Regions from separate parts of the Homo sapiens genome. Here region 1 is linked to region 2. Evidence: chromatin loops called from intact Hi-C (ENCODE). Cell type or tissue: gastrocnemius medialis. All regions are shown on one strand. Each heading gives the region's core, and the rest is flanking DNA. Links, peaks and the distances in the headings are about the cores only.

Evidence for each region. Hi-C counts contacts between places; a loop is a spot of excess contacts. Peaks named below come from ENCODE experiments on the same cell type or tissue, not always from the same donor. Only the 100,000 strongest peaks of a DNase experiment are listed, where the experiment ranks them.
Region 1: a loop joins it to region 2, with 2.3 times the contacts of the local background. A loop is called at or near these places in 4 of 110 quality-filtered maps.

Annotation. Positions count from the first base shown.
Region 1 is chr10:31,672,559-31,682,669 of GRCh38, reverse strand. No RefSeq gene overlaps it. Among named protein-coding and RNA genes, the nearest start is that of MACORIS, 30 kb to the left of the region's middle. RefSeq lists an enhancer at 4,760-5,311. In gastrocnemius medialis, for the core only: no CTCF peak of the experiment used is centred there; DNase peaks (open chromatin) are centred at 4,271 and 4,729; H3K4me3 peaks cover 1,180 bases; H3K27ac peaks cover 1,869 bases.
Region 2 is chr10:31,615,189-31,625,299 of GRCh38, reverse strand. LOC105376484 (a long non-coding RNA gene) reads left to right here and starts at 4,327. Exons shown (of 3, transcript XR_930803.3): 1 at 4,327-4,520. It also overlaps the pseudogene GLUD1P5. RefSeq lists an enhancer at 8,004-8,133. In gastrocnemius medialis, for the core only: CTCF peaks have their summits at 2,063 and 4,807 (motif pointing right); DNase peaks (open chromatin) are centred at 1,644, 2,059, 4,428 and 4,889; H3K27ac peaks cover 5,274 bases.

The DNA.
Region 1 (10,111 bases), core at 1,008-9,007, 57 kb before region 2:
AATTGCTGATGATTGATTTTTATACATGCTTCCAAGAAAAAGACTGTTTGCACTGTGTGAGCTCTTAGGTCAAGAAAATACAAGTCTTATGAGTGGGGTCTTCCAGGGAACCACCAGGTAGATATGACAGTGGGGCTTTGAAGGAGGTCTAACTCTGTTCTGCCCCTCCAGAGACTGCCAGCTTTCTGTTTTTCACTGAAATTGCATGCTGCTGGTTTCCAAGGCTACTGTGTAGCTGGAGATAGGGGGATGAGAATAAGGTAAGTCAAAATACTATAAAGCTCACTGTTCTTACTGAGATTCTGCCAACTTTTTTTTCAATAAATGCTCCCAGGTTGCTGCAAGATTTTGTTTAATTTTCTGAGTTCTGAAAACATTGATTATGACCATTTTTGTCAGTGTTCACCTTGCTTTTAGGGAAGAGATAATTTTTAGAGGTCTTTATTAAACCACTCCCTCTGATATCACTCTTAAAATGATGTTTGAGGCTGGAAATCAACATAAACCAAGCTGACTGAGTGGGAACATAACCAGAGTATTTAATGGATGTGCAACTTTTGGAAGAAGTACAATTTTGGCTGGATCATAGGGGCTGTATAGAGACCCCATGTGGGAATAAGGTAGGGTGGCAAGATTGAAGCCACATTCAAACTGACGTTCAAAATGTTTGAAGACAGAAATCAACATGGGGAAGACAATGTTTTAGGAATATTAATCTTGCAGTGTGTCCAGGAGGTGGGTGAGAGTAGAGGCAAGAAAAACAGTTACTTTAGTCAGAAGGGGAACATTGTGTACCTGGAACAAGCAATAAGAATAGGTTGGGTGTGAAAGCATCCCAAAGGAAGCTTCTTTAGGACAGTCAATTACTGGTTACTGGGGAGGGCTTCAAAGTATGGTTGTTGTATACATAATTATTTTCTGTAGCTGCTAACAGTGGGGATGCTTCCCTGCCAAGTTTTCTTCCTGCCTGCTCAGAAGTTACGTATCTTCCAATGGGGTCCTTTTGGCCTCATCCTTTTGTACTGTCTGCATCTATAAATGGTCCTCCTAGTGAAGTACCATGAGGTGTTTGGCCATCAATCCTATCAGTAGTGCTGCTTATTGGTGGTGAAGCATAGCTGGTGTTCACAAAGCTTCATGGAATCACATATGAAGTTTTTGACTCATAGGAGCCCTATTTTAGGAACATCAATAGGTTTGCCATCCATTTGCTGCTGGTGGTGAGAGAACCCTGCACAGAGAAGGAGAAGGGCTGGGCGCTTTCCTTCTGGGATGTCACTGATATTCAGAATGTCCCCTCCAGGTACACTGGCCCAAAGGTAAAGATGTGGGGAGGATAGCTCATCAGACACAGCAGGTTCCGGGGTTCCACTGTGCTTTATGTCTCCCAAATGGTATATCCAAATTCTTTCTGTATCTCCAAACATTCAGGTCTTTTCAGACAACCAGAGACATGTCTCAAGTTCTAGGTCATATCAGACACAGTTTCCCAAAGTACAGTAGTCCCCCACCTGCCGCCCTCCATCTGTGGTGATACATTTGAAGACCCCTAGTGGATGCCTGAAACCACAGATAGTAAGAAACCTGATTGCTGTTCATTGCAATATGGCTCTGTTCACGTGTTCCACCCACAAATCTAATGCCCTTTTCATCTTAATTAAGCATTTATCATGAACTGTGGCTGTAACTTTGGCAGACTGAGGTGAGACAGCATAACTAGTCCAAATTACCTTTTCCTTCTTTACAATTTTACAGATAGATTATTTTTACTGTAGATCATAGAAACATCAGCATATAATTGTTTTCTTTCCTCCTTAAGTTGAGAACTTTCACCTTTTCACTTAAAAGAAGCACATTATAGCTTCTCTTTGGCATATCCATATTGCCAGCATCACTACTCCTGTGCTTTGGGGCCATTATTAAGTAAAATTAGGGTTACTTGGACACAAGCACTGGGTGGTGTAGACAGTGTGGAGATGCCAGACAAATGGAGGATTCACGTCCCAGGAAGGCCAGGAGTGGGACAGTGTGGGTGAGATGTCATTGTGCTACTCGGAAGTGTGCAATTTAAAATGCATGAATTGTTTACTTTTGGACTTTTCCATTTAATATTTTCAGACCATGGTTGGCAATGGGTAACTGAAACCAAGGAAAGAAAAGTGTGGATAACCGAGACTACTGTATAGTCCACGGAACTCCAGCCCCATAAGCGTCTCTCACAAAGAAGTCTAACATGCCAGAAAAGGCTTCATTCTCTGTTTTCTTTAGGAAGGGTCACAGTGCATGTTACCATGTTCAAAGCTCTCAGAAGTTCTGTGAATAACTAAACTTCTAGTCTATTTAACTTATTATTTCCTAGTTTCACTGACCACAGAACCCTTTTTCCTATGGCCACCCCACTTTGAAGTGAGGCCTTTGATAAGCGTCACTTAATCATTCATTTACCCTCTTCCCTCTGGTCATACACAATATGCATCAATGTTCCAAGGGCTTCAATAAGTGCCAGACCCTTGGAAAAATGAGGAATCAATTAAGCACATGGCGAGTCACCCAGACAGCCCAGATGTCACAACCCTGCCGTGCTGAATTGCCCCAAAAGATCCTGAATGGCTACAGCTTCCTAGAAACTTGGAAGACTCCCTCTGCTATTTTTTTTCTCAATGGAGTGGGGTTTCTTCAATGTAAAATAGGGTAACTGGTAACAGCACTAACCTCATAGATGCTACATCATACGACTGTGGCGAGGTTATTTACTTGATATGAGTTCATGTATGCGAAGTGCTCAGAACAGTTCCTGGCACATAGTGAGCTTTATTGTGTTAGCAAGTCTTGCCCTGAATACGTTCCTTAATGACCTATGTTGCATTCATTATCATCAGGTTGCTATTATAATGTTATCATGATCTATTATTCTGGCTTTTTAAAAAAAATAAATGGTCAAGAGTGAAGCTTAAGTCTAAAATAGCAGGGCATGATTGCAGGATGCATGCAAACAGTCTCTGTGTCTGTCTGTCTCTCTTTCAGTCTGTCTCTGTCTCTGTCTCTGTGTCTGTCTCTATTTCTCTTTCTCTCACCTACGCACATACACGCCACTCTCTCCCTCTGAATTAATCAATTGCCATTGATCTGTCTCAGGCCTGGGGTCCCAGTTACAGCCCCCCTGAGGTATGGACTCAAAAGATGAGAGAAAGAAAGAAAAGAGGCTTTCTTTGGGGAAGAAAGATGGGAGCTAAGAGGGGAGTAAGGCCTGCAAATATCCAGGATCATTGTTCAGAATATGTCTCGACAGTTTTATAGAAACAACCCAGACAGCTCTGGGGCCGGCAATTTCCACCAAGGGAAAGAAGAAGCCCTTGATCTCCATAAATCTCCCCGAGAGTAAGGTGTGTGCATCGCACGCGATAGAAAAATACTGTCACACACGATAGAGGGAGAAAAGATGCAAGCCAATGGAAGTGACATTTTTCCCTGGAGGTAAATGTTAGCTGGGAGGGTGACTGTTCCCCGCCTCTAAGAAAAGGAAATAGCAGGTTTACATGTGCCTGCATCCCCCAGCGCTCCCCACCTCTTCAACTCCTCATTTCCGCCTGCAAGAAAGGAGAGGATTGCTTTCCTCTTTAGAAACAGCCATTGGAAACTAGGGAAATAGCAAATTGGGCATTATGCCCATCATTTCCAAGAAAATCAGCAGGCGCTGGAGAACCCAGTCTTTCCTCCCAGGCCTACTTTTCTGGAGGAATGGGGAAAGAAGGGAAGCCAAGGAGACCAGGCTGACATTTCCAAACAGAAAGGGCATGTCCCTGGCCCTTAGGGAGCGAGAACTGGGACGCCAAGGGGCCACGTTGGGAACCAGGTTGCACAGTGACACGACATTGCATGTGTGCACTCAGAAAGACGACACACTCACCACGCTGTAATGACTAATAAAAACAACCCGTCAGAAATATGTCTCCACTTTCCTTTGCGCCAGGTAATGAATTAAAGATGACAAGGGAAAAACAAACTTCAGTGGCGTGCCTTCTTTCTAAGCATTAGAAAAGCTTCAGTCAAATTGTGCTGCACTGGAAATTCCTCTTCCCAATCAAGCCTGCAACTCTAAAGTGGATCAGAACCTTCCAGGGCTCAGACCCAACTCACAAACATGTGCCCACCTGGGCCTGGGGTCTGGCAACCCTCGTCACCGTGCCCCAGACAGAACGCCAGGTTTGACCCCTTGTAAGCAGTCTGACAGCTCACGAATGGAAAAGGGACAGGTCTAATTTAAAATGTGTTACCGCCCCTGTGCCCAGGCTGGGAGGGACAGAGAACTGAAGGGTGGGCACTGGGCCAGGGAGGCTCGGGAAATGATATGCTGCCTGCCAGGTAGCAGGCTCGGCTCAGCGTTTCCCAGGAGCTTGTTGTGCTGGCTTTATTTACAGCCTGAATATTGGGTGTGGTGCCGAGTTCCCTTTGAAGATGGCTGTGTCCGTCAGATCAGTATCCGAGGTCTGGAACTGCAGATTGGGGGTGAGGATGAGCGCTCTCCACCAACCCCTAGATTTGCTGTGTCACTGAGGAGGGCTTGGAGCGGACCCTTATCCCCACTCAGCTTCTACCTCGGCCTCCAGCAGAGCTGTCTGGTTTGTATGCCCCACCCTGACTTGTTTGTCATGCAGTTGTGTTTGAAGAAATCGTCCTCCGTTGAGGATGCTGTTGGCCTGCTCACTGCTGGCTGCCTGCTGGGATTTCACAGTCCTTGCCCCTCCTCCAGCCAGACCTGTGACTTTGCTATGCCGGGCTCTGGTCACAGTGGCCACCTCTCCGGTCAGGGTGTATACCTTCAATTTGTTCTGGAAAAAGTCCCCATAGGCACCCTGGGCATGTGTGGGAAACCCAAGAATGCCAGGGTATGTCTCAGAGCTCAGCTCAGCCATTGCTCCCATTCAGGGAGACTTGTGGAGGCCCTTTCTTTGTGTCCAGTGGAAGATACCAAAGGCCTGTGTGAGGAAGGGGGTCACCCAGCCGGGACAAACCATTTCATCGCATCTTTCCTGAGGGGTTAGACCAGGCAGGACAAAGCCGTGGGTCTCGAGCACATTCCTTGTCCTGCGCATTCTAACCACAGAGGCCTCAGCAAAGACAGGGTCTGAGACTCTCTTCAATGAGCTCCTGCAGAGCTATTATCTGTGGGCTGACGGCTCCTGAGCACTTGGCCTGTGTAATTGTCTGAGGCAGTGCCTGGGGTGGGGCGTCTGCTACAGAACCCAAACTGGGAACTGTGCAGACCACGGCCTCCACAGGCTAAAGTGGCTCCCACCTGCTCCAAGACCAAAGCCACAGTTGGTATCATTCCTTATAAATAGCACACATCCAGTCCAAATGCTAAATTAAATTAGACTTAAAATAGTGACACAGTCGACACCTGGTTCACTGCAAATGGTAACTAATAGCACCCACGTTAGTAAATACTCATTTTCTATGGCAGGGCTCCTTCTTTCCAAAGTTCTCCCACTTGACCTGAACCCAAAGCTGTTTTTTGTGTGTGTGTGTGTGTGTGTGTGCATGCATGTGTGTATTGGTGTATACTAAGGGGCAGGTCTTTGTGGAGAACTTTGACAAATATTGGCAATGAGTCGCCCTCCCCATCTGATGCATGTGTGAATGAAAGTGCTCTCCACTGAAAAGATAGAGCAGCAGGAAAGCTAACTTCTAGTTCCTCCTTGCTTCCACCCCTCAGTCCAGTTTTCATTTGTCCCTTTCTCTTGGTGTTCACAGGGGCAACTTGCTCTAATTCCTGACCCCATCACTAGAACCAGAAGTCCCAACACTCAGGTCTTGATTTCAGCCCAACCTGCTTCAGCCTCAGACTGTGGCTGAAAACATTCTCCTCATTTTGCTGTGTGAGGACCCTCAGCCACAGCTGGATAGCAGAGTCTGAGTATGTGAGCATATGTGTTTGGGTTTTCAACAGACATTGATTAAGTATTGACTAAGTGTCAGACAGTGTATTCTGTGTTGGGGAGACAAGGGGCACAGCCATGGTTCCTGCTCTTGGGGCATCATCCTTCAACAGAAGAGGTGAAGGTCATCCTTTTTTATTTATTTGTTAGTTTATTCATTCACCCACTTACTTAAGATTTATTAAGGGCCTTTCATGTGCCAGAGACTATACAAAGACACTACAAATCCAAAATTAAATGACAGTCACTACCCCACTGAAGCTTGCGGCCCATGGGCAGCATTTGATAAACCAATGCACACAGCACAGAGTATGCCACATATCATAGCTGTAATATGCGTGGTTTACAGTAGAAAATCCGAGGAGGGTCATCTACAGCAGAGAGCTTCACTTCAGTTTTCTGGAGATGTTGCTGGAGTTGAGTTTTCAAGAGCACTGTGGTAGATTAAAGATGGTACCAGAGTGTTTGCTTTCCCCACTCACTGAAACCTAGCTTAACTCTTCTGCCCTTGAATCTAGGTTGGGCTTAGTAACCTTCTTAATTGGTAGAGAGTTCAAGAACTATTTTTCTAGAACTACCAAGGCTAGGTAAGAAGACTTGCAGCATCTACTTCCTGGCTCTTGGAATCAGGACTATCCTGGAGAGGTGACATGTAGGTGCTCCAGTTGGCAGTCCTGGCTGGGCTTGGCCTTCTAGTCATTCCAAGGCAACAGACATGTGAAAGAAGTTATTTTGGACCCTCCACACCAGCCCACCTGCTAGCTGAATAACACCAAGTGACCTCTGTTTATACCATGAGGAAAAGAAGAATCACCCAGCTGAGCCCTGCCAAAATTTCTGATCTATAAAATATAATAAGTGTTAGGCTTTGAGACCTGCATAGTGGTGGGACAGACATACCCCTGTGATCATATTCATGCTAATGGGTGCAAGGAGGGTATGTAGTTTGTCCTCCTGGTTACAGGGCATAGCATAGCCTGCTGCTGGTCTCTGAAATCATTTACTCCTAGAGGAAGTTTCTCTTTAGCAAGATAAATCATCAGCCTTCCTCCTCCCACCACACACACACTTCCTAAATTACTGCTCCCCACTCCACAATTAGGCATTCTTGTGTTCACTGATTCATTCTTTGATTTGTTTAAAATATAATGATTTGATATATATTCATTACACTAGCAACACTTATTCACCACTTATCAGGCCCTGGGTTCAACACTTACATGAATTATGTCACTTAATCCTCATGACATCCCATGAGGTAGTTAGTACAGCTAGTTCTGCTATGGTACTCATTTTAAAAATGAAGATTTGTTCAATACAATTGACATACTAGGAAACAATTTAATCATATGCAAATGTTGCATTTGCTTATGTATAATTTTGTCTACACACACACAACTAAGTGATCACAGAAGATTGCATCCAGCTGAACAGAACTGGATAGGGATACAAAAAATGCACATATGTACATGCCTTAAACATCTATCAGCTGCCTCAGTTACCATGTACCCAGAGGTGCATTCATTCACATCCAATGTTACCTCTTTGCATCCAATTTTAGATTATCCTCCTTCCAGTACTTCATAATAACTCACAAGCTGCAACTTACCTGATGCCACTTCCACAAGCAAACTTTAGCTCTTGTTCAAGGTAAAGCACCATACTTATTTGCGGTAGTTATGTATTTAACCAGTTAACATGTGTAAAACAGTATGCTATGGACTGAATGTCTGTGTCCCTGCTGCCGACCCATAAAGTCATATGTTGAAACTTTAATCCCAAATGTGATGTATTTGGAGATGGGCTTTTGGGAGTTAATGGGGGCTTAGGTCATGAGGGTGGAGCTGTTATGAGGCGATGAGCATTCTTATAAGAAAAGACACAAGAGAGCTTGCTTCTTCTCCCTGCTCTCTGCAATATGAGGACACAACAAGAAGATGGCTTTCTGCAAACCAGGAACCAAATTGGCTGCAACTTAATCTTGGACTTCCCAGCCTCCAGAACTGTGAGAAATAAATGTCTGTTGTTTAAGCCCCCCAGTCTATGGTATTTTTGTTATACCAGCTCAAACTGACTAAAACACAAATACTACCATTTTTATTAGGTGCCTGTTATTTTATGTGTCACTAACCAAGGTTTTGGGTTTCATACCCTAACCCCATTTAGGAATGCATGTGTTACACTGTAGCAAAACTGACTGTAAAGTTATCTTCATTTTATAGATGAGGAAATTGGGACTTAGAAAAGGCTGGCTCAAGCTGGTAAGTGTGGGATCAAAGCTCAAATTTCTGGTTGAGAAACTAGAATCAGCCTAGCCCTGCTTCCCCTCACCCCGGCTCTGAACTACTGCACTGTATTGCTTCTCAGCATGCAGGCAGAAAGATAAAGTGGAGAAGGAACGGGGCCCTGAGCCACGAGAAAACTGATTCCTCAGTTCCTGAGCATTGAAACTCTGGCTTCCCTCTTACAGTCTCAGCCTCCTTTCCTCCCCAGACCCCTCAACTGGGTGCCCTGGCCCCAATGCCCACCTGGTAGAACACTCCTCTTCTGTGCCTCTGCCCTCTTCCCTGAGGCTCTGAGGCACGACTGCCTCTTACTCTCCTCTGTCTTCTCAGTCATGGCTCAGGGCCTGGCACCTGACTGAGCCTCCTAAATGTTTCTGGAGCTAGACTAACCAGAACAGGAGGCTTGGCTGCAGTAAGTGGGCAGAAGGAGCCAAGCTCCTAGGGCTAGCATGGAGGGAGGCCTAGGAGGGCTACCAGTAGCCTCTACAATACACTCAACAGCAAAGCAAACTGATAAATTCCAGGCACAATTATAGCCCCCCTCCCTAATATCTGATTAGAAACCAAGGAAGACAGAGTGCCCTGCAGCCTGAAGAGGACATCTCTGAAGCTTCCCAAAGGTGGAAGTAAACTCCTTGCTCCTCCCTGCCCATTTGTTCTTCTCCACCTTCCTCTAGTGGGTTGATCAGAACTCTGTGTATGCTTCATGGCTGGCCCAACATTTCCTTGGTCTACAGACCCCACCTCCCCAATGAAAACGTGCAATCTCTCTGTCTCTTTAGATCTCAGTGCCCGGTGGCTTTCTATGCTCCTTCAGTCATTAATCATGTGCATCTTTGTGATGAGGCCTAAGACATTGTCTAGCGGTATTTCTTAACTTCTCATGCACATGCACATCCTAACTTGAGAACAAATTGTGTATTGAGGTCGAAGGCAAGTGAGCCATTGGATTCAGAACACATGTTCCCATAGAAGCTGTGTTGCAAATGGAGGGTGGGCTCCTCAGCAGCTCATGAAAGTCTATTTAGCCCGCCATGTGACTGAACCAGACCACAGCAGAATCTTGGGTGCTGGAGGGGTGGGAGGACATGCAGGAGGGAGGGAAAGGTGGAAAAGAGTTGCTTCTTCCTGAGCATAAGACCAGCAGTCAGGAAAAAACAAAGAAATATAGAGTTTAATGTATGTGCCTCCATATCTCTTTCTGGAACCTTCTCCCATCTGCTACTCCCTCTTTCCTCAATGTCACACTCCCCTGGCCTCATGCCTGCTCCTGAGACACTCAGCAAAGAGGTTAATAGCAGAAGATTTGGAGTCCAACAGATCTAGGTTTAGTCCCAGTCTCAGGTCCAGTGTATGCATACAGTGTAATTCTTAGATCTCAGACTAGGAATTAAACTTCAGCCTCAGTTTCCTCATCCAGTGATGGTTTTCTTACCTTGTAGGGGTGAGGTAAGTAATGAGATAACTTGCATGGACCTAAACGCTTCCCCCGGGGGCTGTCTTAAAAGTTCAGTGACTGCTATTATTAGGTGATGAAGGACTCTGCAAGGACATCTATAGGCATCCTCTAATGTGGAGTTATTCAAGCTTCTTAAATCTGTCAGTTTGGAAAAATTCTCAGGATCTAGTTCTTGAAATACTGCTTTTTCTCAATTTTCTCGTCTGTCCATCTAGAACTTCAATTTCACCTTTTCAGATAATTTTACTGTTTGCCGTGTGTTTGCTAAACTTTTCCCCTCTCCTGTGCTGCTTTATTCTGGGTATTTTTTCTTTATCTCTCTTCAAGTCACTATACCTGCCTACTACTGTATATTATCAATGTTTGAACAAATCTGTTGAATTCTTAATTTCTGTCATTGCACTTTTTAGTTCAAGGAGTTCCATTTG
Region 2 (10,111 bases), core at 1,005-9,004:
TTTTCCTACTTTCTTCCTTAACTTTCTCAGCTTCTATCAGCTGTAACATTAATTTTAAATCTTCAAGATTTGTAACCTTGACACTTTGTTCTGTGACTATAAATCTCCCTCACTTTGTCTATATGCTGATTATAAAGCTATAAAGCAAAAAATGGCATTTGCAAGGTTACAGTGATATAAATGTCATCTGCTGATGAACCCCCCAAAAGTATGACTATGTTCATAGGAAAAAAAATGTTATCTTATTTCACTAAACTGGGCCACTTGGAGGAAACTTTGTAATCCTCACGGCCAAATGGATTCTTTTTAAAATTAAAATCAAGTGCTCAATATTGGGCCACTTTTAATTCTGCTTCATGTTTGTACTCTGATGTTGTACAGCTACTTATGTTCCCTGGAGTTTCTAGCTGTTCTACTTTTGTTGCTGTTGTTGACAGAAGAAACATATGCTCTCATCTGATCAGAAATTTCTAGGTTCCTAATAATAGAATTGCATAATGAAACCCACTTGCATTTAAAGACATACATGGTGAGTCTTTTGGTACTTCTCATTTTAGTTTTGAACTATTGTTTTCTAGACCTGCTGCAGAGTTTCCAGCTAAGATTTATTTCCATTGCATTTCTTGGTTAATTTCACTTTTTGCTGGATCATAGATATTCCTCTTTCTTGGATTCCTGTTTTGCTGTGATGGAATACATCATCAGATACTTTTTTTTATTCTTCAAAAAGGTTATGGAAGACAAATTTTCTGATTTCTTCCTACCTGAAACTGACTTTATTTTTCTCTCCTATTTGATAGTTTGGCTGGGTATAGCTTTTCAGGTTTGGATTATTTCTTTCCTAGAACTGTAAGTGAATGTCTCTGTTGTCTTCTGGCTAGTGTTGTCACTTATAAATTTCATATCCATCTTTGTGACAGTTCTTCCTAGTAGGCTACCCACCATCCCATCTTTCCTTTTTCCTTCTTAACAAATGCCGATTTTGTTCAAGTACCAACACCACTGTTTAGAAAAAGGAAGGTCTCCTTCCTAGCCCTAGACAGGGATTCATAAATCATTTCACTGTAAATCCATTCTTCTCATCTGTGATTGATTTAGGAATATGCTTTTGGACATTTCTGCTTGAGGATGTGATGATTCTAAATCATTGCAGCCATCTTGTGACCATGAGAAGAAGGGCAAAATGTTAGACGTAGCAGAGAAACTAAAAGAATCTAGGTTATTGAAGATATAACTAAGTTGAATTAAATAGGCCTTAAAAATAGTTTATGCTGTAAAATTTTTATTTGTGGATAGATCTTAGATGGTCTTACTTTGAGGATTACTTTGCCTCTTGAAGAGGTTATTTTTATTATGATTCATAACTCTTATTTTGAATCTTTGGCACCTGAACTTGGCTGATCTTTATGCTAAAATAATTCAGGCCAAATGTTTCTCTGATTTCATTTTCATGGAGGGATAAGAAACTACAAAAAAAAAAAATGCCTCTCTACAATAAATCTGATAGACTTGCAGAACCGAAAAGGCTGTCAAGAGTTAATTTAGTCTATTGCCTTGACTCTGAGCAGGCCTGATGAGAAACTACCCCATAAAATTGCTTCATATGCTTTTCATAGACACAGAAATGTCATCACCTCCCTTGCTGTGGTGCATTCCAGCATATCGATGCCAAAGAGGGAGGCCACAGCGTCAGAGATTTATCCTGAAATAAATGTGGTGGAGTTTGTCCTAATAGGACCAGTTTTCACTAGTGAGTGGAGGCATTTCTTGCTTCAAGAAAATCAACTAATGTGGAAATTTATAAAATAGAAAGATACAAGGAAGCAAGAGTCTGAACTGCAGAATGACTTTGTTTTACAAGTTTTCCTAGAGTTTTCGACACAGAGCTTACCTAATGAATTAGAACCACAACTTAATTAAATCCAAAAAACTACTTATCTAATGGAAAATTCGTTTTAAGCAACAGTGCTATCACTGTTACAAAACCTCTTTATATGCAGCGGCTATGGGGGAGCCTTGACTTAGGGAGTGGCATTTGCCTTAAGTCTACACAAGGACTTTCCTGAGATGAGGACATGCTCAGATATCCTAATTCCTTCCACATGGAGGCTACGGCCATCTGCGGTTGTAAACCACGATTCTTTGGCATGCAAATCCCAGATGGTGCTTTGAATTTAAGGACCATATTGCATCCAGATTTCTATCACATGTGGTTTAATTTTTGTTCTTATTGTTACTCAACACACGGAGAAAAAAGTAGATAAATACATAACTAAAAGAAAAAAAGTCACTCAGAACCCCAAGACTGTTAATATTTTGGTATTTGTCCTTCCAGATGTTTTCTAGGCATATTCATTTGAATGTGGATGTTTATTTTTTCTTGCAAAAATGGGATTGTACACTATCCTTCGTGTCCGTGCTGTGCATGGCATGGCTCAGGGGTGACCTGGACATACGTATCTCTCTGACCAGGCTCATGGTCCTAATGCCATGGTTAGCTGCCATTCACCATCGTTAAGGGAAGGGCAAGGAGGCCATGGGACCCCAGAGTGAGCAGGTACTGCTCACCGAGGCTCTGCGCACATCATCTCTGCTTCTCACACCAACCCTTGGGGGTGATTCTTTTTTTGTTGTTGTTGTTCCCAGATGGAGTCTTGCTCTGTCACCCAGGCTGGAGTGCAGTGGCACAATCTCGGCTCACGGCAGCCTCCACCTCCTGGGTTCCAGCAGTTTTCCTGCCTCAGCCTCTCGGGTAGCTGGGATTACAGGCTCATGCCACCAGGCCTGGCTAATTTTTGTATTTTTAGTAGAGACGGGGTTTTACCATGTTGGCCAGGTTGGTCTCGAACTCCTGACCTCAGGTGATCTGCCTGCCTCGGCCTCCCAAAAAGGAGTGATTCTTTACTCTCACTTTGCAGATGAGGAAACTGAGACTGAGGCTGAGACAGAATTTAAACTCCCATTGATTTGGCTCCAAAGGCAGTGTTTTCTATGGCGCCACAGCTAGTCTCCAGCTAGTCAGCTGAAATGACTTCCAGACCAGAGGCATCTGAGGTGGAGACATCAGGGAAAGGAACATGCTGCTCACAGGACAGAGATGCTGGAGTTTTGCTCTTTAGTTCAGCTAAATCCGAGTTCTTGTCTGACGACCAGGAAAAAATTAAGCATGCGGACACATTGAAGGGTGAGGAGGGCAGAATTTATGAAGCAAAAGAAAAGCTCTCAGCAAAGAGAGGGGGTCTTGCAAGCAGGTTTCCAGCTCCCAAATTGAATACCAGGGCCCCCCAACATGAGCTGAAGAGGCCAGGCTCCTCCCCCTGCATAAGGTGACAATTCCTGGTGACTCCACCCCATTACCCCAGCACATGTGGGCCTCCAGTCTGCTGTGGGTGGACCCAGGCAGGCCCCTTGTGCAGGTTCCCTTACCTGCACAAAACTTCTGGTGTAAACACTTTTGGGGCAGGTCAGAGATTCTCTGGGGACCCTTCTCTATTTGCCTAGGCCTTTGTCTGCCCCCTGCCTCTACCAAGAGGAGCTGGAGATGGGGAGGGCCTATACTTACCTGCAAGGTACCTGGAGGAGGTGTCCAGGGCTGCTTTCTGTAATGTCAGGAGGCAGACACCAATGGCCAGGTTTTAAGCCTCGGTGGGAGAGGAAGGGCCTTCAGTAGATGAGTCAGGGGGCAGAATGGGTTCCCTTGTGCAGGGCTGGGCTGGGGAAAGCCTAATGAAGGGTGGTTTTTGCCCTCTAGCTTGCCCAGTCCCTGTAGCTGTCTCAGGAGTCCCAGCCCCACGGCAAGACTCTATCCTAGAGCACAGGTTTCCTTCCCGTCACATCACAACTCCCACAGCCCAGAAGTGGATGTCTCCAAGTATGTTCTCTGCTAGAGCTAACTAAATAAATGCATTCATATTGTTGGTTTTGGAGATTATTGGTTCAAGGGGTTTCTCCCAAATATTTGCATTTCAACAGCCTTGTTGATACTGGGTGCTGAAAATACAAAGATTAAGCCTCCTTCTCTTAAGCTCGTTAGAGTGGAAAAACAGACATTTCAATGAATGAGTGAGACACAAGGGGTTATGGTAAGATGTATGTGCAAAGGGTTCTGCTAGGTTTTTTTTTGCCCACGGAGAGAAGTGGATGAGTATAGGCCCTGAAGGAGATGTTCAAATGGGTATTTGAGGGATGAGTAAGAGATGTATACCAGGCTGAGGGGTCACTGGCAGGGAAGGCAGCATAATTGATGCCTGGAAACAATGATGGTCATTCTGCTCTGGCTAAAGTAGGCAGAGGCCAGGGGATTGGCCTAGTAGGACATCATAAGACATTTGGGCTGTTTCCTGTGGAAAGCTGGCGCCAAGAGATTTGAAATTGTTTGAAGCAGGGGAGAGGCCTAATCTGATTTGTGTGTTGGAAAGGTATTTCTGGTAACAGTGCGGAGGCTGGATGAGTCACTTGGAGAAAAGAAGACCACATTCCAGAGGGTTCCATGATGTGGACACTTTCAGCAGGTGGTGAGGGTGAGTTTGGGTCAAAGAGGCCTCTTCCCAGGATTCCAAGAAAGACTAGCTCTGGCCTTGGGGAAAGGAAGACAGCTGTAAGGAAATGCAGGACGTGGTGTCTGATCCTTGGAGAGGTTAGAGGGGGCAGTTTCACTCCACCACGCCAGCCCTTTGGTCCTCGGAGTCTCCCATTGGCACCCAAGGCTGGGGGTGACAGGTGGTTGGGGGGGGTACCGCCTTCACAGCTGCCTTAAAGAAACCTGTTATTCATGATCTCAGTAAATCCTGGGACTGGCCGGTGGGGGGCGTTGGCCTTTCCTGTGTTTGCTTCATAGGGGCCGTCAAGCTTTGCATGACTCTTCCACTTCCCGAGGTGGGGAATACCGCAGGAAACAGGCGCTGGGGTGATTTGGGGCCAGGAGGGGGTGTTTAGCCCGGAGAGAAAGCTGATCCCAGGCTTTGGGGAATCTTCCAGGGGTTGAGAGCCAGCTGGGGCGGGGCATGACTACTGAACATCTCTTGGGCCAAATAACTGGTTTTAAAATGCAGTTAAAGAGACAGGGGCATGTCCTGGTTAAGGACAGGGACTTTGCAGCCAGACTGGGAGTTCAAATCCTGGCCCTGCTGCTTCCTTGCTGTGTGCCTTAGGGAAGCCACTTTATTTCTCTGTGCCTTGGTCTTCTCATCTGTAACATGGGGGCAATCAGGATACCCACTTTGTAGGTTTGTTGCGAGGATTAAATGAGTTCATGCATCTGCAGCATTTAGTGCCGTGACAGCATCTGCCTCACTGCAGATGGGGGTGGCCTGAGCTCTCAGGAAGTCAATCCACCCAGGCACACCCTGGCCAGAGGCTCTTCCTTCCCTCCTCCAGTGTAGGCGGTAGCTGCACCCAGGAGGCCATCCTTCTCTCCCCCCAGTTCCTGCAGATGTCAGGACAAACAGGTGCCCAGACACACCCAATTAGAGTGCAAGGGGCGGCCCCCGCCCAGAGCCCTCACTGCCCAGACCATCCAACTGGACCCGAACCCCACCCCCACCAGATCAGCCCTAGCCTGGGACTTCAAAGTGGTTTATTTTGTTCCTTTTCCATTTGGATTCCAGGAATAGTTAATGGCGTGTGTTAGAGCAAAACAGCCATAACTTGCAGGCAGCGTTTCTCTCCAGATTAAACAGGTGCATAATCCCTCTTTAGCCAAGCTAAAGAGGCCGCAGCAGCTGGGGGCTCCCCATCTCTGTGGGCCCTTGCAGGGGCACTTTCCTCCTGTCTCTGATGCTCCCCAAATGTTCCTCTGTGCGGGGCCTCCCTGGCACCCCCAGTTGTCCTGGGCCACTGCAAACACCGTACTCCCTTACCACACTGAGCAAACCCACTTTGGTTGTGAGAGCCTGAGGTTAAAATAAAAAGTATTTCCCTGTTGGTATTGCTTTGGCTGCATGCACATGATTTCATGGGGGAATGTGTTAAGCCCAGTGGAAGCCGGGCCGGGACAGGTGCGTGGAGCCATCTAGGTGAGCTCTCCCTCTTCTCCCTCCCCTCCGAGGTGGCTCCCGGGTTAGGGAATGTTCCTGCATCTCCACAGGGACCATCTGGCGGAAAACCAGCCCAGCCCCACCCATGAGGGGCAAGGGTGAGACCTTGAAAGCCTTCTGCCCTGGTGTGGGCCGGGCGGCTCTCCTGGCCTGAGTTCTTTGCCAGCCTCTCTCTTCTGAAAGTTTCACAATCATGCTCTAATGGAAACAGCATGGTCAGAGAGGCTGGTGGCCCCTGAGATTGTGGCCGCGCAGTGATGGATGGGCCTGAGGACGGAGCGGTGGCCCACCTCCTGCTTGGCTCCAAAACGGAGCTGTTAGCACAGCCTGACTCAGATCATTTATCTCCAAGTCCCAGGGGATTTTTAAACAGCTGTGGAGTCGACCTTTTCCAGAGGGATCATGGTTCTGGCTTGTGGTAAGAAAAACACATACTGTCTGAACCCCAAAACCCAGGCCTGGATTCCTGGAGCTTTATTTCAGCATGGGGATGCTCCCATGCTGAACCTCCTCCCCAGTGTCTGGGCCATTCAAGCCGGCGCGGGGCTCAAACTCGGGACACATGGAGGTAGAAGGCATTTTTCTCTTTCCCTCCTCCCCACTGCCTCGTTTCTGTTAATCACCCAGGGGAGCAGGGCTTGGCAGCAACACATGGGCCTATCCACACCATCCCGCTGGCCAGGCAGCATCTTTCCACAGATGCAAAATCATTTTCTGTTCTTTCCCAGCTCTGCCCATGTCCCATGTCCCTATCTTGCCTCCCGCTTCCTCCCCTGCCTTATTTTCTGCTCTCCTTCCCAGGAGGTCTTGTTCCTGGGATGGCAGGAGTCCATCTGGGGTAGGTGCCCAGTCCCTGGTGCTGGCCTGAAGAAGACAAGTGCAGAGTGCACCGGCTGTGAGAGCAGCCCCTGCGCCTGTCCCTCTGCAGCAAGCATGGGCACATGGCGGCCTCCTCCTTGGTGTCCTTCTGTGACCTGCTGGAAGCCCAGCATGACCCTCGAGCACCTCATGGAGAGAGTTGGGGGGAGGAGAGGCTGGGTAGGAGCAGGGACAGGGCCTGGCCCTGCAGGAAGGGTGGGAGGTGGGCCTTGCTCACTCCGACTGGGAGGCCCTGGGTTCCCAGAGAAACCTGAGTGGGGCCAGGATGGACACAAAGTTCATAGTGAGGGAGACACAGACACAGGTGCCAATAGATGGCAACAAAGCAAAGACAGAGGAGGAGAGAGTCCAAGTACATGAACATCAGCACATCAGAAGGTGATCATCAGTGAGCCACAATGGCCAGAGAGGAACTGAGAGGGAAGTGGGAGAGTGGAGACACAGGGATAGGGGTGCAAGCCGCAGAGAGGCTGAGTGGGAGGGAGGAAGAGGGCGGAGGCTCCAGGGCCCCACACCCCCTGCCCAGCACCCCAGAGCCAACCTCACCACTGCCTGATGGGTCTGGACTCTGGGGAGGGACCTGGAGGCTAGGACCCCCCCAACACACACACACACACACACAAACACACACACACACACAAACACACACACACACACACACACACACACACACACACCCGTCCACACACCAACTTCCAGAAATGCCAGCCCAAGTTGGAGCCAAGGGAACAATGCTTTCCCCATCCACCCTGCCCACCTCAGGGCCCACCTGCAGAGAGGGGCCTCTTGGAGCTGGTGTGGGGGCCTCCCAAGCAGTTGTGTCCAAGTGAGTGGGAAGATTCTAGAGTTCATTAGATTCAGCTAAGGGCTCCCAGCATGCAGACATTGGCCTTCAGAAGATTCCCTGCTCTTCCTGCCTGGTCTGGATCCAGGTGGAGGGCACAGGGGCCTCTGGTGGACAGAGGACCTCAGGAAATCAGGACTAGCCTGGGGTGGTCCCAGCTGTGTCTGTGAAACTGGAGTGGTTTACCCCAGTAGGAGTTATGGAACCCAGTTGGGTATTCACTTCTGCATTGGTCTCTGAGCTGCCGCTACAGGGAGAAAATTTCAGTATTTCAATCTTGGGACTGTCAGGCCAGGTGTGATCTCCGAGGACAGCATAAGCAGGCTTCTTGGGGACATACTGCTCCTTGCTGGGACTTCCCTGGTCACCTCCTCAACTGAGTGACACCCCTGGTGAGGCCCAGCTGCTCCCCTCCCCTCAGCCTCCACCTCCATTCTTTCTCTGCCCCTCCCTTGTTCCATGTCCCTATGTCCCCTCCCTCTTCCTCCCTGCCTGTTTTTCTGTATCTCTTCCCTGGGATGCCTTGCTAATGGGAGGGCAGGATTGGGATCTGGGGTAGGTGCCCAGCCCTCAGTGCTGGTCTGAAGGAGACAAGTACCGAGCCCACAGGGTGTGGATGTGCAAAGAGAGGACCCAGAACTTAGCTCCTTGCACATTTACACAAACACATACACAAACACACTTACAGTCACTGTGCAATCATAACCACATTACAGAACATTTAGAAAAAAAGAGGAAAAAGTCTCCCCATTCCACCTAATAGAGCTGCTGCAACTATTTCCCTTTTCATATACAAATGCAATTTTAAACACAGTAGTAGTTTTATTCTCTATAAAATTGTGTGCCTTGTTTGTCTTAGTATGAAAATAAGATTTCATAAGAATTTTAGATGTGGTTGTATAGTCTTAACAATTATCATTTAAAATGAGAAATTGATATTCTAGGAAATCAATGTATCCTAGATAAGAGTCCCCCATTTTGTTTTGGACATTTGGGTGATTGCTGTTTTGTTGTTGCTGTTGTTGTTTTGCTGGCCCACAGAGTACTGCAATGGAGCTTCTATCGTATTTCAAATTTGTCTCTGGGACAGATGAACTACAAGTTTCTTGAGTCCTAACATGAGGCCAATGGGGGCCTCCATCTTCCAGCCCTCTGCCATCAGCCACAAGGGAAAGTGGTCCAGAGAGTGTGGGTGGAGCAGTGTCAATCCACCCCAATGCTGGGTCAGCTCAGCCCCTTCCTAGATGAAGGATGCTGCAGTCATTATGTTGTTGTAGCTTCTAAGTCATTGGGTTAACCGCTGAAGTAAAGCAAGTAATAGGCACACCATTCTCAGTTAGCTGAGCTTTGGTGATGTGGCCTCAGCTGGGGCTACTGAGATGGGTTTTAGGGGACATTTGTGGAGCTTTTTCAGTTATTTATGTTCTATTTTAGATTCCAGGGTACATGTTACATGGGTATACTGTGCAATACTGAGGTTTGAGCTTCTAATGATCTTGTTGCTCAAGAAGTCAACATAGTACCTGACAAGTATATTTTCAACCCTTGTCCCTCTCCTTCCATCCAGGGCTTCTGAAATGCATCAGGTGCCTCTCCAGGTGAACCACCTGCCTACCTTTCCCCCAGTTCTTAAACAGGAAGCAAAATTACAATGACAAAGGTACAAGCACAACATCTAACCCTTCCTTGAGTCTCACATTTTGTATGGCTCCTGTGCTTACGCAAGTTAATAAATGTGTATGCCTTTTTCCCTGTTAATCTGCCTATTGTCAGTTTAGTTCAGTAAACTTGAATCTTCAGGGGGGGAGGTGGCAAGAATTTATTACTCCTCGTTTGCCTGATAATCTAGGATCCCACATAAATATTCTGAAAACAATACCCCAAACTATGGTGCTTTGGGCTACTGAGCACTTTGAACTGAAGGAAATCAAAAGGCCTTAGACTTCAAGCCTCAGAACAAAGGATCTTTTAACCTTCCTCCCCTAAGCACACGGAGGGACTCTCTCTCTCTGGAAGTTCCCTTATCTGACTGAGAAAAATCTTCTTCCAAAAGAAATACAACTGTCTTAAGATTCCCTCCCTAGAAATCTTATCAAATAACCAGGAAAGAGTGACCACAAGAGAAAAGACCTGAAGTCATCACACCCAGATAGATATGTCATCTGTTCTTCTGAGGAAAACTCCTGGGAGACTTTATCTGCATAATAAGACAACCTCTGTTCACAGTGCAGTTCTGCCCCTTACCTTCCCACTACCTCCCCAGAGCTCAGAGGAACACTGTCCCAGGCCATTGTCTGTTCTTTGGGCTCATTCAATTCCCTTACAAATCATTTACTATTTCTCAAAATTGCCT